Linked DNA regions of Homo sapiens: region 2 is linked to region 1. Evidence: chromatin contacts called from ENCODE Hi-C or POLR2A ChIA-PET data. All regions are on one chromosome and are shown on one strand. The core of a region is the stretch at or near the end of the contact, and the rest is flanking DNA. Distances in the headings are between cores, read along the strand shown.

Evidence for each region. A loop is a pair of places that touch in the nucleus more often than their neighbours do. ChIA-PET counts read pairs that join two places held with the same protein, here RNA polymerase II (POLR2A). Pooled maps may share reads with other maps.
Region 2: a loop to region 1 is called in a map of HepG2, with 2.3 times the contacts of the local background. The contact joins two enhancer-like sites. A Hi-C loop is called at or near these places in 4 of 168 maps with a recorded cell type or tissue (CD14-positive monocyte, GM12878, HepG2 and 1 more), 6 of 37 single-sample maps with no recorded cell type and 7 of 50 pooled maps. POLR2A ChIA-PET finds 5 or more read pairs at or near these places in 6 of 52 experiments (AG04449, AG04450, BJ and 3 more).

The regions. Positions count from the first base shown.
Region 1 is chr15:39,359,099-39,365,943 of GRCh38, forward strand. All of the region lies in intron 1 of LOC105370777 (a long non-coding RNA gene), which reads right to left. Among named protein-coding and RNA genes, the nearest start is that of LINC02915, 110 kb to the left of the region's middle. Within about 2 kb of position 1,578, at least 2 of the 41 ENCODE cell types and tissues checked have a DNase peak (open chromatin) inside an H3K27ac peak, as active enhancers do.
Region 2 is chr15:39,400,701-39,407,216 of GRCh38, forward strand. All of the region lies in intron 1 of LOC105370777 (a long non-coding RNA gene), which reads right to left. Among named protein-coding and RNA genes, the nearest start is that of LINC02915, 150 kb to the left of the region's middle. Within about 2 kb of position 3,116, at least 5 of the 41 ENCODE cell types and tissues checked have a DNase peak (open chromatin) inside an H3K27ac peak, as active enhancers do.

The DNA.
Region 1 (6,845 bases), core at 328-2,827:
TTATAAGGATGAAATTCTTCAATCAAAGGGTTAACATTTTTACTTGTAGAAACTTTCAGGTTACCTCTCAATATTTTTTTTACTCTTTATTTTTCTCTTCTCTGGGATTTAAAAAATATAATTTGGAGCTTTCTTCCAGATCTCTCAGCTGCTCTTTTCATTTTTAAACCTCTTTATCTGCTATCCCAGTCATTCCTTTAGTTTTATCTTCAGTTCATAATTTTCCCTTCCACTGTGTCAACCAGCGATGGGACAAGGGTAAGACAAGCAAGGTACTCAGAGTGTACAATGTAAGAAGTCACTCACTCTTGGGCATGCGCTAGTTCAGGGTTGGCAGCGACAGTGAGTGCCTTCTTACATTTTGCACCCTGGATACCTTCCTTGCCTCACCCTAGACTGGCCCAGATGTCTAGTCTACAGTTCACCTTATCACTTGCAATTTCTATTTCAATGACTACACTTTTCACTTCCAAGGTTTCTATATTTTAATCCCTATCTATTCTTAAGAATTCTTTGTTCCCCTTCCCTCTTTTACTTATTTGATGATTCAAGAATCCTTATTTTAACATTTAATATTGCACCATTATGTCTGGTTCTTCATGCATGGACTCCACAGATTCTTGGGTCTGTTGACTATCCTCATGCCAGAAAATATTCTTGTGTGCTTTGTAATTTTTCTTGAAAGCTTACCTTGTTTGGGAGGGAATTTGTTTGTTTTGTTTCTTTTTGGTAGACTCCTCTCCCTGTCAAGTAGCTTTTGGGTTGGTTGCCTTACTCTGGTAGTACTCCAGGTTTGTGTCCCCAAGCCAAGATGTAGTGTCTTATTCCCAGCCAAAGCTCATAGTGTCACATTGAGGCTGATGGCTGCATGCGGCAGGGCCTGGCTCCAATTCCTGTGCAGATGTCTCTTCTCTCTCCCAGAACCACAAGCAATCAGGTCCAATGATCAGTAGTTAGTGGAGTTTTTTCATGTTCAATTTACTGTTAGAAGCTGTGAATACTGATTTCGGCTTTCTCTGAGAAGTCCATCACACGTGTTCTGCCTTTTGTGGAATAAGCAATGCCTTCATCAGCAAATGGTCTTAGAAGCTGTCTCCAATATTTTTGTGTCTCTGTGTGTGTGTGTGTGTGTGTGTGTGTGTGTGTGTGTGTATACGCTTAGTATATGTGTATATATATGTCCTGTGTGTGTATACACATTTAGTATGTGTGTGTGGATATGTTCTGTGTGTTTCTTATGAGCTAATTGCCTTTAGCCTCTGTTCACTACTATAGGTTTCTGTTCCAGATCATGAATTAATGAATAAAATTAGAATTCAGGAGTCCAGTAGATAAGCAGGGCAAAGAGAAAGTTCTTTCCTACAGCAGAATTCCACCTAAAAACTATAGAAGGATGGCAGGGTTGAAAGATCATTCATAGATGCTAAACCCAGCAGATAACGTTTTATGAGAAACAGGATATTTACACAGCATCCAAGTATTTCCCCCACAAATTACTTATTAATTACCAGGGGAAGATAGTAACTTTGCAGTGGAGAAAACTGGCAGACACCACCTAAAGCACATGATCAAAGTCAACATCACCAGTAATGGGACACACTGACATCATGTGTGTCCCGATGTGCCAAGAAAGACATAACATCATTTTAATGGCATTTTCACCAAAAATGTATAACCTGAATCTAATCCAGACAAAATGCTAGACAAAACCAAATTGAGAAGCATTCTACAGAATACTCTGTACTCTTTTAAAATGTCAAGATCAAGAAAGACTGAGGAAATATTCTACAATAAAAGAGACTAAAGAGACACAACAACTAACTGCCCTATGTATCCTGGATTGAAACCTGGCTGAGAAAAAGTAGCTATAAAGAGCATTATTGGGACAATTGACAGAATTTGAATATGGACTGTGGGTTAAATAATAATACTATGTCAATACTATGCCCATGTTCAATTTCTTGATTCTGATATTTGTATTTTGGTTATGTAAGAAGCAGCCCTTGTTCTTAGAAAATAAATACTGAAATATTTAGGGGAAAGTACACTATGTCTCCAACTTACTCTCAAGTGATACAGACAAATTAGAGGGTAAACATCGGCTCTTAGGGGATAGAAATTTCTTAGATACAATGGTTTGTGGCTCCCCAAAAGGCCACACTACACAAACAGATACACGATATGTCTGTGGTCTTAAACTTCCATGGGGTAATTAGGGAAAAAAAGGTCTAAAATGCCTCCTTGAGGGAACAATAATGAAAAAAAAAGATTGAAAAACACATGCAGAGAAAGAGAACAAAATCAAATGAAATGGTGATAACCTGGGGGGAGGAAGAGTATATAGGAATTTCCTCTTTTAAGTTTGACATTTTTCAAATTAAAAAGGTACAAGAAAATTAAAAACTAACCCCTAAAAGTTAAAAAGTTGCTACACTATTATGCAAGATTAGGAGCTCAATATTATTTAGAAGCAAAGCATCAACAGAAAAACATACTAGCCAAGGAAACATCCACATAGTCATGTACATGTTTTTCATTGTTGCTTCTCTAGAACACATTATGCGTGTGTGTGTGTATGTGTGTGTCTGTCATTCATGTGGCTTTGTGACTCATGTATGCTGGGTCCTCTCACTGTTTGAGGACAGCAGTGGCTCACTTGGACCATTTACTTAACTTAGGAGACCACTTTATATGGAAGATGGAGACATTTAGTTTCATGAAGGACGGAACAAAACAAAAGTTTTGAATAACGGCAGGTAGGATGTAGGTTAAAATGCAAAATGAATGCTTTAAGAATATAAGCATCGGGAGTAGAAGTTACTGAGTTGGCTATAAAATATTCTCTCAAAGACATTTTAAAGATATTTTAACCAGGCCGGGCATGATGGCTCATGCCTGTAATCCCAGCACTTTGGAGGATGAGGCGGGCAGATCACGAGGTCAGGGGTTTGAGACCAGCCTGGCCAACATAGTAAAACTCCGTCTCCACTAAATAAAAAAAAAAAAATTAGCCAGTTGTGGTGGCAGACACCTGGAATCCCAGCTATTAGGGAGGCTGAGGCAGGAGAATCACTTGAATCCGGGAGGCAGAGGTTGCAGTGAGCCAAGATAGCACCACTACACTCCAGCCTGGATGACAGAGTGAGACTCCGTCTCAAAAAAAAAAAGATAGTTTAACCACTAGATTCACATCTGTAAGAGGACAATTCAAGGGCCAGGAGACAAATGAGAAGAGTTTCATTCATTTATTGACGCTTTCAGTGTGCTAGGCACTGTTGGCTCAAAGCTGGGCAAGACACGACCTCTATCTATAGTGAACTTGCCAACTAGCAGAAAGATTATTTTAAGATTTATCTGTCAGTATCAATATTGTCATCTTATTTCACAGTCTTGGTCTTTATGACTTTTCTCTAACATTTAACCATTACCCTAACTGCTGTCATCATAATTAACATGTAAATATTTCTCAGTGCCATTGTCACTGTACAGCTACCTTCGCAAAATATTTTCTAACCACTAGTGACAGCACAATACAAAAACAGGTAAGGAGGTCTGCATTCTACAATGTTGCAGCCAGGTGTGTTGAAATGGCAGACAGCTCCCTGGGCAGCCACACAAGATTCAGATTACTAGAATCACTTGAGGTCCTGCTTCCAGGCCCAAAGTGGAAAACTGACTCTGTTACTGCCATTGGATTCCCTCGCTTCATTAATTAACTCAAAATTGCCTCTCAGTGGCAATCCAGACCTCTGTTTCTAATTTCCTTCTGTGCTGAAAAGTAAATAGGCCTAACCACATTTTCAAGCCCCTGTGCGTGGGTCTTTTGTGCTTATAGCAGACCACTATCCACTGGAAGACGTCTGGGCCACTGCCAAGTTGAGTATTCAATTTCTTTGTTGTTTTTCAGGATAACCTAGCTAACCGCAATCCCTTTCCACCATTCCTCTGCAATGTGCTTGAAATAGAGCCAAGACTCTATCCTACAAAATGCACAAGAAAAACAAAAAAGGAGGAAATAAATAAAGAAGGGGTCATGGAAAAAATCAGAGTTTGTGAATATTGCCCCATACGTATTTTCTTTTCACATTTTTCTCTCATGACTTCTCAAAAACATTCAGACCCCAAATGCCTGGTCATATTCAGGAATAACTCCAATGGCTTCCCATTCTCTCCTCCCCACCCAAGAAGATTATAGGATTATAAACATGAGGTAAATTCCTGGGATCCTATTCCTTGGGGCATATGCGCAAGCTTTTGGCTTTGGGAGGTGGGGTGTGGGGTGGCAAATGCCTAAAAGGTTTTGGATGACTATCCAAAGAGAAACAGATGGCTTTAGCACGCCTGTGCCCAACACATGATCTGTGTGACTCCTGCCCTCTCAACACCATCTCCGTGCCGCCCCCTTTCTCCCACACCCCAGACAAATAAGAACAAAAATGAGTCTCTGCACATTCAAAAGGTGAACTTTCAAGGACAAGTCTTCCCATATGGAAAGGATAATGGCATCATGCCAGAGCACGTGCAGTAAAGAAGGGCTCAGGGTGTTTCACATTTTCTCTTCCAATGGGTTCCAAACGTTCTGATGGACAATCTTATTCTTCCCCTATAAACTTTCTGCTCCATATCCCGCTATAGCTGTTAATACACTTTTCAATTTTCCTCAGGTCCCCAAATAGTGGGAACAGCACGAACATCGGCATGAAGGCAAGAAAATAGGAGGCATGTACTGGGGAGAGCAAATAGTTCAGTTGGAGAAAGGGCACATGAGGAGCAGTAGCAGCAAATAAGAATGACCAGGAGTTTGGGATCAGACACGTGGGACCATGAGTACCAGGTCAAAAGTTCAAACTTTATTTGATGATGAAGCAACATTAAACACTAAAGGTCAAGTTTCAGGAATGTAACTAATTCAGAAGAAACACAATGACACATAAAAAAAGAAATAGAGCCAAACACAAAAATTAGCAAAATATGAATGCTTCACCTCAGCGATGGATTCTTATGACTGAACACTGGGAGCCAGACATTAAAGGACAAACGGGAAGCCTATCTAAATCACTATCTGACAGAAAGAAGCTCATTTATTCTTGAAAAGAGAACAAACATCCTAGGAGAAATCATGTGGACTCTTTTAAGTGCCATTAAATGACACAATGGGAAAAATCTTCAACAATATTTTTATCACAAACAGAGAGGCAAAGTCACATGGTTGCACAGCTCTCTCTCATACTGACATTTAATACAGGCTCCAAGCAGGAAAGTATCATCTAAGAAGACAGCTAATGTGATTCATTGATGTGGATTTCTGATCTTTCCTGATCATCAGGAAATGATGAACTTGAGACACCTGGAAGAATGAATATCATACTTCTATTAAATGTCACTTCTGTTGGCCAGTCACTAAGGAAAGCAGATAAATTGCTGTTTCTCCACCTGTTGAAAGTTTCAAATTGAGTAGTGTACATTATTAAACAAACATCTCTGGTTTTAGATAGGGTGACCATATATAGGTTGGTACTTCCCTGGTTTATGCCTCCTGCCCCAGAATAATTAGGAGCAGCCCCTCCTTTCTATCCAAAACTACCCCAGTTTCGGTGATAACTTATATGATCACCCTAGTTCTAAATATCTGCCCAAGTAGAAGTTGCCACACTATTATGCAAGTTTAGGAGCTCAATTATCTTTTAACTTAGAATACAACCCACCTTCACAAGCAATATCTAACTTGATGACTACTGAAAGATTTGCTGAGGCTAAACTCACTGGTGTATCATCTCTTGGAGCACTACCCTTTGTCTTACTGGACACTGTGTTCTCATCCCTAGCACAGGCCCATCGTATCACAAGCATTTGACTGAATTATTTGGTTATTGATGGGCATAACCTGTGACATAGCTGTCTCTTCTTGGACAACTACTGATACCACCATCATGTAAGATAAATTGTTACATAAATTAACAGCTTAGATGCTTTTTCCTCATTTTTTCCTAAAAAGGATTTTAAAATGTACAGCCAATTTGTAACTCTTTTATAGCACATCTACAGATATCTAACAAAGATTCTCATCCTCCAGCTAACCAAATTTATAGGTTAAACCTCTAGAATGTCACAGTGATCCAGTTCAGGGTGTTATTTCCCAACAGAGCCAAAGCCATCTATTTTTTACTCTGCCAAACCAGCAACATTTCCAACATGAAATATCCATAATGCAGGAAATTCCAGTTCTAGGACTCAGACATGAATGGTCCCTGCAATTATTGTTAAATTGCATGTGTCAAGAAGTAGTTTTTTCCTGTTGGCGGTAGACAGTACGGCATGTGCATTGTGGTTCACAGAGGCAATAAAAGTGTGTTATGTTACTAGATCCTGAAAGTAGGTAGCAAATACAAACAGTAAATTTAAAAGGATTATTTTTGTTTCTGATTTTGCATACAACTTAGAATTTTATGAAAATTTTCTGAGAATTTATGAGAACTTTATGATTACTGTGCCCATGCTTTAGGAATCATTAAAGAAAGTTTGTGGATTACTTCTTTTGAACAACTTACTTAAAAAGTATTCAAGTTCAATTAAGTTTGATATTTGGGATACCTTTATGAATAATAAATGAATCTTTATCACTCTATATTATCTTGAAACATTCCTAAGGTTATCAGAACTATCCATATGATTTCTGTCCTTATACGTTCTGCTTCAATGGCACCTTCAAGCTTGTCTTTGTGAAAATGCAACTACATTGCAAGTAGCCAATAACATTATCAATGAAAATCTTGTCAGTAGCCAATAATATAACGTTAAAATTTGCTTGGTTACGGACAAGAGTCATTCTGAGTTAAAGAAAAAAA
Region 2 (6,516 bases), core at 1,866-4,365, 43 kb after region 1:
AATAATTGTTGATTCAACAAATCAACATTCTTCCCCAGATCCGCCAGACTAATTACTTCTCACAACAACTTTGTGTGGCAGCACCTATCTATGGCAGTGGTTAAATTCTCCCTCCCTCGGAGCTCATTCTGTATTCTATCAAGTCATTTTCTAACAGAATTCTTTCCATCACTCGTGTACTTTCTTAAGAGTGAGGAAATTAAAACGGGGAGAGAAGGTTCAAGGCCATGAGTCAGTCCAAAGGCAGAGTAGGGAATTCCATTAATAACTTAAAGCACAAATCCACCTTCCTTTGCCATGAGGATGGGTCTGAAAGTGCTGGCTTGTTACTCCAGCTGCAACCCACACATTGCTGTATAGTCATCCCTGTTATCGCAGCTCTTGGGAGTGGGAAACCTACAGAGCAGTGGCGATGACAGTGACTCAGAGAACACATGAGTTCTTGTTGGTTCAAGGACCTCAAGAAATAAAACACTCAAAATCAATGTAATATGTAACACAGTAACCATTTTAACACCCTCCTAATCTCCTAGGGCCAAAGTGGAGAATACCGATATTTGGGATTAGAAAAAGACACTGGATAGCTAATTTTAAGAACAATTCAAGCCCCGTAACTTCACAAGCATTCCTCAATGCTCAGGAAAAGAAAACATGACAAAGAAATATTTTAAGTAGATATTTTCCAGTCCACTAAATTTTCTATTGCAAAATTGAATGTCCTTTTTAAATCTTCCAGTAGCCTTTTAAATATTCGATGACAGGGATGTTGTCTTCAATTTTTTGTTTTTTTGGTATTGCTCCTTGGCAACTAATATAGTTAGTGCCTCCTAAGTTTTTCTGAGTAATTTCTCTAAAAATTAACAGCTATTTTTAAACAGCAATATTCCTCCACTTATGAATTTATTGAATATTTTTTGGCACCTACAGTATGCAAATCACAGAACCAGGCACCATGGCACATGTGTAAGAATAAGACAGCATCTGGTGTGAAAATTAGAAGGGGAGTGCATTCATCATCACCTATCCTAGAAAAGCAGAAACCATTTGTATTTCAAAATAAAAGAAATTTAATATATGGGAATTGATTATACATGTGTTGCAAGAACAAGGAGCCCAGAAATAAACAAGAGCAGGTGCCACTGTCATCCCTAGGCAGGAAAACAGGAGACTGTGCTCCCAGAACCCAAGGGCAGGGACCACCATTAGAGGCTGGAACTGTCAGCTGCAAGGTGGAGTCTCAAAAGAGATACAGCTCCATTGACACAGCTTCCAAAAGCCAGAAGGGAGTGGGAGAAGACCCTGGTTTCTCATGCTAGCACCTGCCATTGTTACCACCCGGTGCGAAACCAGTTGACACAAAAGTCTGGGCAGCTTAGCCCTAAGGTCGGCCCCTGTGATACAGAACAGAGCAGGGAAAGGCCAGGGTTTGAGAGCAAGCAGGCCATACATAGGGAGCTTTGACAACTGTATAACAGCCAAATTCAAATTAGTGCTATCACAGGGAAAGTAAAATAAATATTCAATAAGCTTATAATATTGCCTTAACTGAATTACAAACAACAACAAAAAATAATAATAACCTCATGACATTTGGAAAAAAGATATATCAATTCCACTTAGAATGGCTGATGCTTTATCAAAGAGGCAGCACTCTGGAAATTTGGAGAAAACCAATAGAATTTCAAAAGCTACAGGAGGAATAGGAAGGATTCTACTTGCAAAAGCATCAACACATAGATATTCTGGCATCGTCTGGTGGAACCATATTGAAGATGCACTGAAGTATGATGTTAAGGAATGTAAATTTTTTCTGGTAGATCAGGAGTCACTGAAGATTTAGGACCCAAAATCTTCAGTGACAGAATCACAGCTGTGATTTAAGGATTCATCTGGCAGCAGCATATAAAATCCTTTGGGAATAAAGATGCCAGGTAAAAGGTAATAAAGTCTTGAACCAAGGGGGCATCCACGGAACTACATGGAACGTTCTTGATTTAGTGTTATCCAGTTGGAAGCACTGTGCAAAGAACTAGAAATGGGAGCCCTCCCATGATAGCTTGGAAAAGATGTCTCTGTTGTCTGCATACTTTGGGGCACATATGAAAAGTGATGAGGGTTTAAAGCCTGGCCATGGATAACATTATGCAGAGGGAAAGTCAGAAAAGAAATGTGTTTCATCAAAGGCTTGAGCATAGAAGGAAAGGTGCTTAAGAAGAGAATAGGGGCAGTAGCGGAAGGGGGAAGACCCAGGAGAATATCGCATTTCAGTAGAAAGGGTTTCCAAAAAAAGTGAACAAGCAATTATGTAAAATGCAGCAGAAAAGTCAAGGAGAATGAATATTGAAAAGGGGTGGGAGGACTTTTAACTTTATAGAAAATTTCAGGAAGCATCCAGAACTGAATTTGAAATCAAAACGTCTGGGCTCAAGATACATAAAATAATTTCTCCCTATGTATTACCTCTACTCCCTCATAATTTCACTATACATGTAGTTCTTTGTGTCCTCTTTGACTATTCTCTTCAGCATAATCTTCCAGTTTCTACATCCACTGCTAATGCTTCCATATTCTTGATATTTAAAAAGCAAGTGCATTGTCATGTCATGATGCCCACAGAAGCCAGAGAGAGTAGGGTCACACCATATATAACTGGGTTACCTAAAGACTTGTCCATTAGCATATATTTAGAAGGGGCTATGGGCATCACAAGCAAAGACTGACTTGTCAAGTTAAAGCTAACATATAACTTCTATAGTTAAATAGCAAAATTTAGCAAGCATTTGGTAATAGGCTCGATTAGCATGGTTTCCATTTTTTTCTAGCAATTGTATACAAAGCACTGAAAAAGAGAAAATGCAAAGAAGAATGTATAGAATAGCACATTTATAGACTAGTGTGTTGGCCTCTTCAGAAATCCAGCATTGTAGAGAAGATATCATCCACAGTACTAAGTTTAAACCACTTAAGCTGAAATTCAAAACCCTACACAATTTGATAACAGCCTACTTCTCTAACATTATCTCTCTCTAGCCATTCAGTCAATAACTCAAATTCCTATAATTCAACAAACAAGCACTTACTCCATTCCAGGCATTGTGCCAATCACTACACTAAGCACCCACAAGCCAGGCTGCTCCCATCTAAAACGTTACTACCCCTACTCCTTTACTGACCAGTCTGTTCTCAGCAGGAAAGCCTTTGCTCTTCTCTGTGCATATTGAAATTCCTCGATTATTGACAGCATACTTGGGAGACAGGAGCAAGGCTGTGCAACCTGACTGCTTTGGATTTAAATCTAGTTCCACCCTTAGGCAGCTGTGTGACCTTGGGCAAGTTACTTAAATGCTTCAATTTCCTCCTCTGTCTTCCTTCGAGGAATGTGATGATTAAACACATATATGAAGCACTTAGAAGAGTGTGTCAAGGTATTTAAAACCATACCAGGAATTTAGCAACTGTTTAATAAATGTTAAAAAGTAGTAGTAGTAGTTGTTGTTGTTGTTGTATTGTGATTCTCAGCTGCAGATGCACCTCCTTCACAATACCCCACACTCATAAATCTAACTCATGGTCCATACTCACATGGTTCTTATCATATGTGTCTTTGCATATGTTTTATATCTGATACATTTTTTTGGAGGCAGGCTATTATGCATTTTTTTTCTTCCCTCAGCACACAGCCACATGCACCACAGTCCCTAATGGTAATAGTAAACTGTGTGAGTGTGTGTGTGTGCGTGTGCATGTGTACATGAATTCAGTGGACCCTAAGGAAAATTCTATGGAAGAGGGACAGTCATGGTTCTTCCATCACCAAGAAACATCAAAGTTTGGGGTCACCAAAATGAAGGAAAGTAGCTATAGCATCTTCTTTGCAATAGGCCTTTAATACTGTGTCTATCCTTCTTACCAGTCTGGATTAGTTTAGATTCATTTCTACTAGAGGGCAGGGAATGAACTAAGTAATTTGTAATTCCACCAGTTCACCCCTTCAGAACACCTCCAGATCATCACAACTCCCAATTTTGCTTTGTTAAATGCAGACCAGCTGGGAACCAGCCCAGGACCCTGTATCCCTGAAGTTAACCCACACTCATATTGCTTGGACCAGCTGGGGCTGGCCTGTTTCTGGTGAGACAAAGAGCCAATAGATGATGGTCTGACATGCCAAGAAGTGATCATAGCTGCTTCAGAGGTCATCAGTAAAGAATGTCAGAAGGAAATGGCCCAAGGCAGTAGAAATGCTTTTGCCCTCTTAGATGGTAGTTTCGCAAGCCAATAGACAAATGACGAGCTGGAGCTGGAAATAGCACAGGACTAGTATTAGTGATAGTACTGGGAAACGGCTTTAGCCTGAGGCTGGACCACATATCTTCCACCCCTTGCTGAGAGGAACCACTGCCTAAAACAGATAAGTTTCCCAACATGACTAACTTGAGTGACTATCTTTTTGCCGCTTTTCCCCTCACGCTGACCAGAAATGAGGCATCAATGAAAGTACACACTTAAGAAAAACCTGCTGTTCTGAGCTGCATCCTCCCTGGGACAAATTCTCTGGGGCAGAAGTAGACACTACCCTCAGTTGAGTGGGCTCACCATTTTCTTCAGCCCCTTCTCAAGCCAGAACCAAGGGAATAGAACCAGCATTCTGTTCACTCCTGAAATCTATGTTAACTCCAGCGCTGGATTATCAATACAAATTAAAGTACAGAATTTGAGGAATTACACATTTTGCTTTAATAAATTGAACTGTGGTGAGATTAGCCCTGCAACATCATTGCATTCACTCATTTTCCTGTCTATATGTCACTGTTTCCCAAGTTTTATTCTACAGAATAGTGCCACGAATTATTAATAGGGAATCCCTGAAAAAAAATAAAAGGTTCCAGGTAAAACAAGTTTGGGAAACATGGTCATATGCTTCCTTGAATGGGAGAGAAAGGAAGAGAATGGCAGCTGCAGTCGAGTCATTGCAGGAGCCCTGGGTTCACCATAGGGTGGGCACCACACACAGGCTAAGACCATCAATGAAATGTGTCGGGAGCCTTGAGGAAGGATGCTTCTTTTTGTGACTTTGGGAGGCCTACAGGAACAACCCCAGCATTCCATATTAAAATGCATGTCCAATGTCATATAAAACCAGTCTAAAAACTCCCACTACATTCTTAAAACTCTTATTTTCTAGAAAATTCCAGAAATATGGATCTCTATTAAAGACAATCTTGAAAGAAGGTTAAAAGTTGCCTGCAAGAGTCCTACAAAGAGCAGGAGCGTACACACTGTGGATGATTCCAGACCACCACCTACCTTCCTGTGGTTCTAACGTATTAGCTCTATAAGCAAGAAGTCAGTCATTAAATCCACAGATTGAGAATGTCCCTTTATTGATTCCAGAAGGGAACCTGAAACACAGGTTAAGTAATAACCTGAAGCATAAAGAATTTATTATCCAGAGCAAGTGCTGACTCTTCTGGATCATATTGGAACGTACTCCCTTCCTGCTCCCTCTTTAATTATCATTTTTAACAAAAATCCAGTAGTTGGCCAAAATTCTCTGCCCAGGCAGGCCCAGAAATGCACTGAGGGGTAGAGGGAGAAGACGACTTTCACCCAAAGGGAACAATGCTCCATCACTCTGCTTCTTCATCACACAGGAATATGATCTAATTTAACATCACAGCTAAAATTCACCTTGATATTTATGTCCCTATCTGGTATCTGTGAGGCTAGGGGAAGGGCAGAGACTTTTAGGCCACAGACAGGAGACTGTTGAGGGGGTTGTAGCCGTAATGTCTGCAGACCTGCATTAATTCACTTTGTTAATTTAACCAGGTAATTGGGCTGTGAGTCCTAAGAGCCAAGTTAGAATTCTGGCTCTGCTACTCATCAGCTGTAACAAAGGGCGATTTCCTTCCCATCTCAGTGCTTCCATTTTCTAATACGTAAAATGAGGTGGTTTGTACTAGATGATCTCGTGGTCTCTTGTGGCTACACTTCTAGCCACTAGACCATGGCTCTATGCAAAGAGGAACCACATCTTTCTTGTTCTGTTGTAAATCTAGCACCAAGTACAATTTCTAGAATATAACAGGCACTGAAATGGGTATTTTTAAGTGTATTAACGCTCAAATAAATAAAATGCTAAGTTCAACCCAAAACATGCAGCTAATTCATATAACGTAAGACAGTGTCCCTCTTTTCCCTCATTTTTGTCTCAGCTTCCTAGATGATACCCCAATTGCCCCCTCACCAGATTTACTTGGCTGGTGCTTTAAGTTCCATTGTCACCTATCAGAGATAATACAAGTCATCTAACTGGACCTTTAGAAAGAACATATGAATAATACAATGTGTCAGATATATTCACTGATGACAACAGAAATCACTGTTGGAAAAGAGCATCATGATAGATGGTGATGACTTGTCATTGGAGGTTCAGAAAGTGAAGAAACATTCTACAAAAAAAACCTGGTTGCTACACAGAGGTTCTCAGCAAGATAAAAATAGGTAGTACTA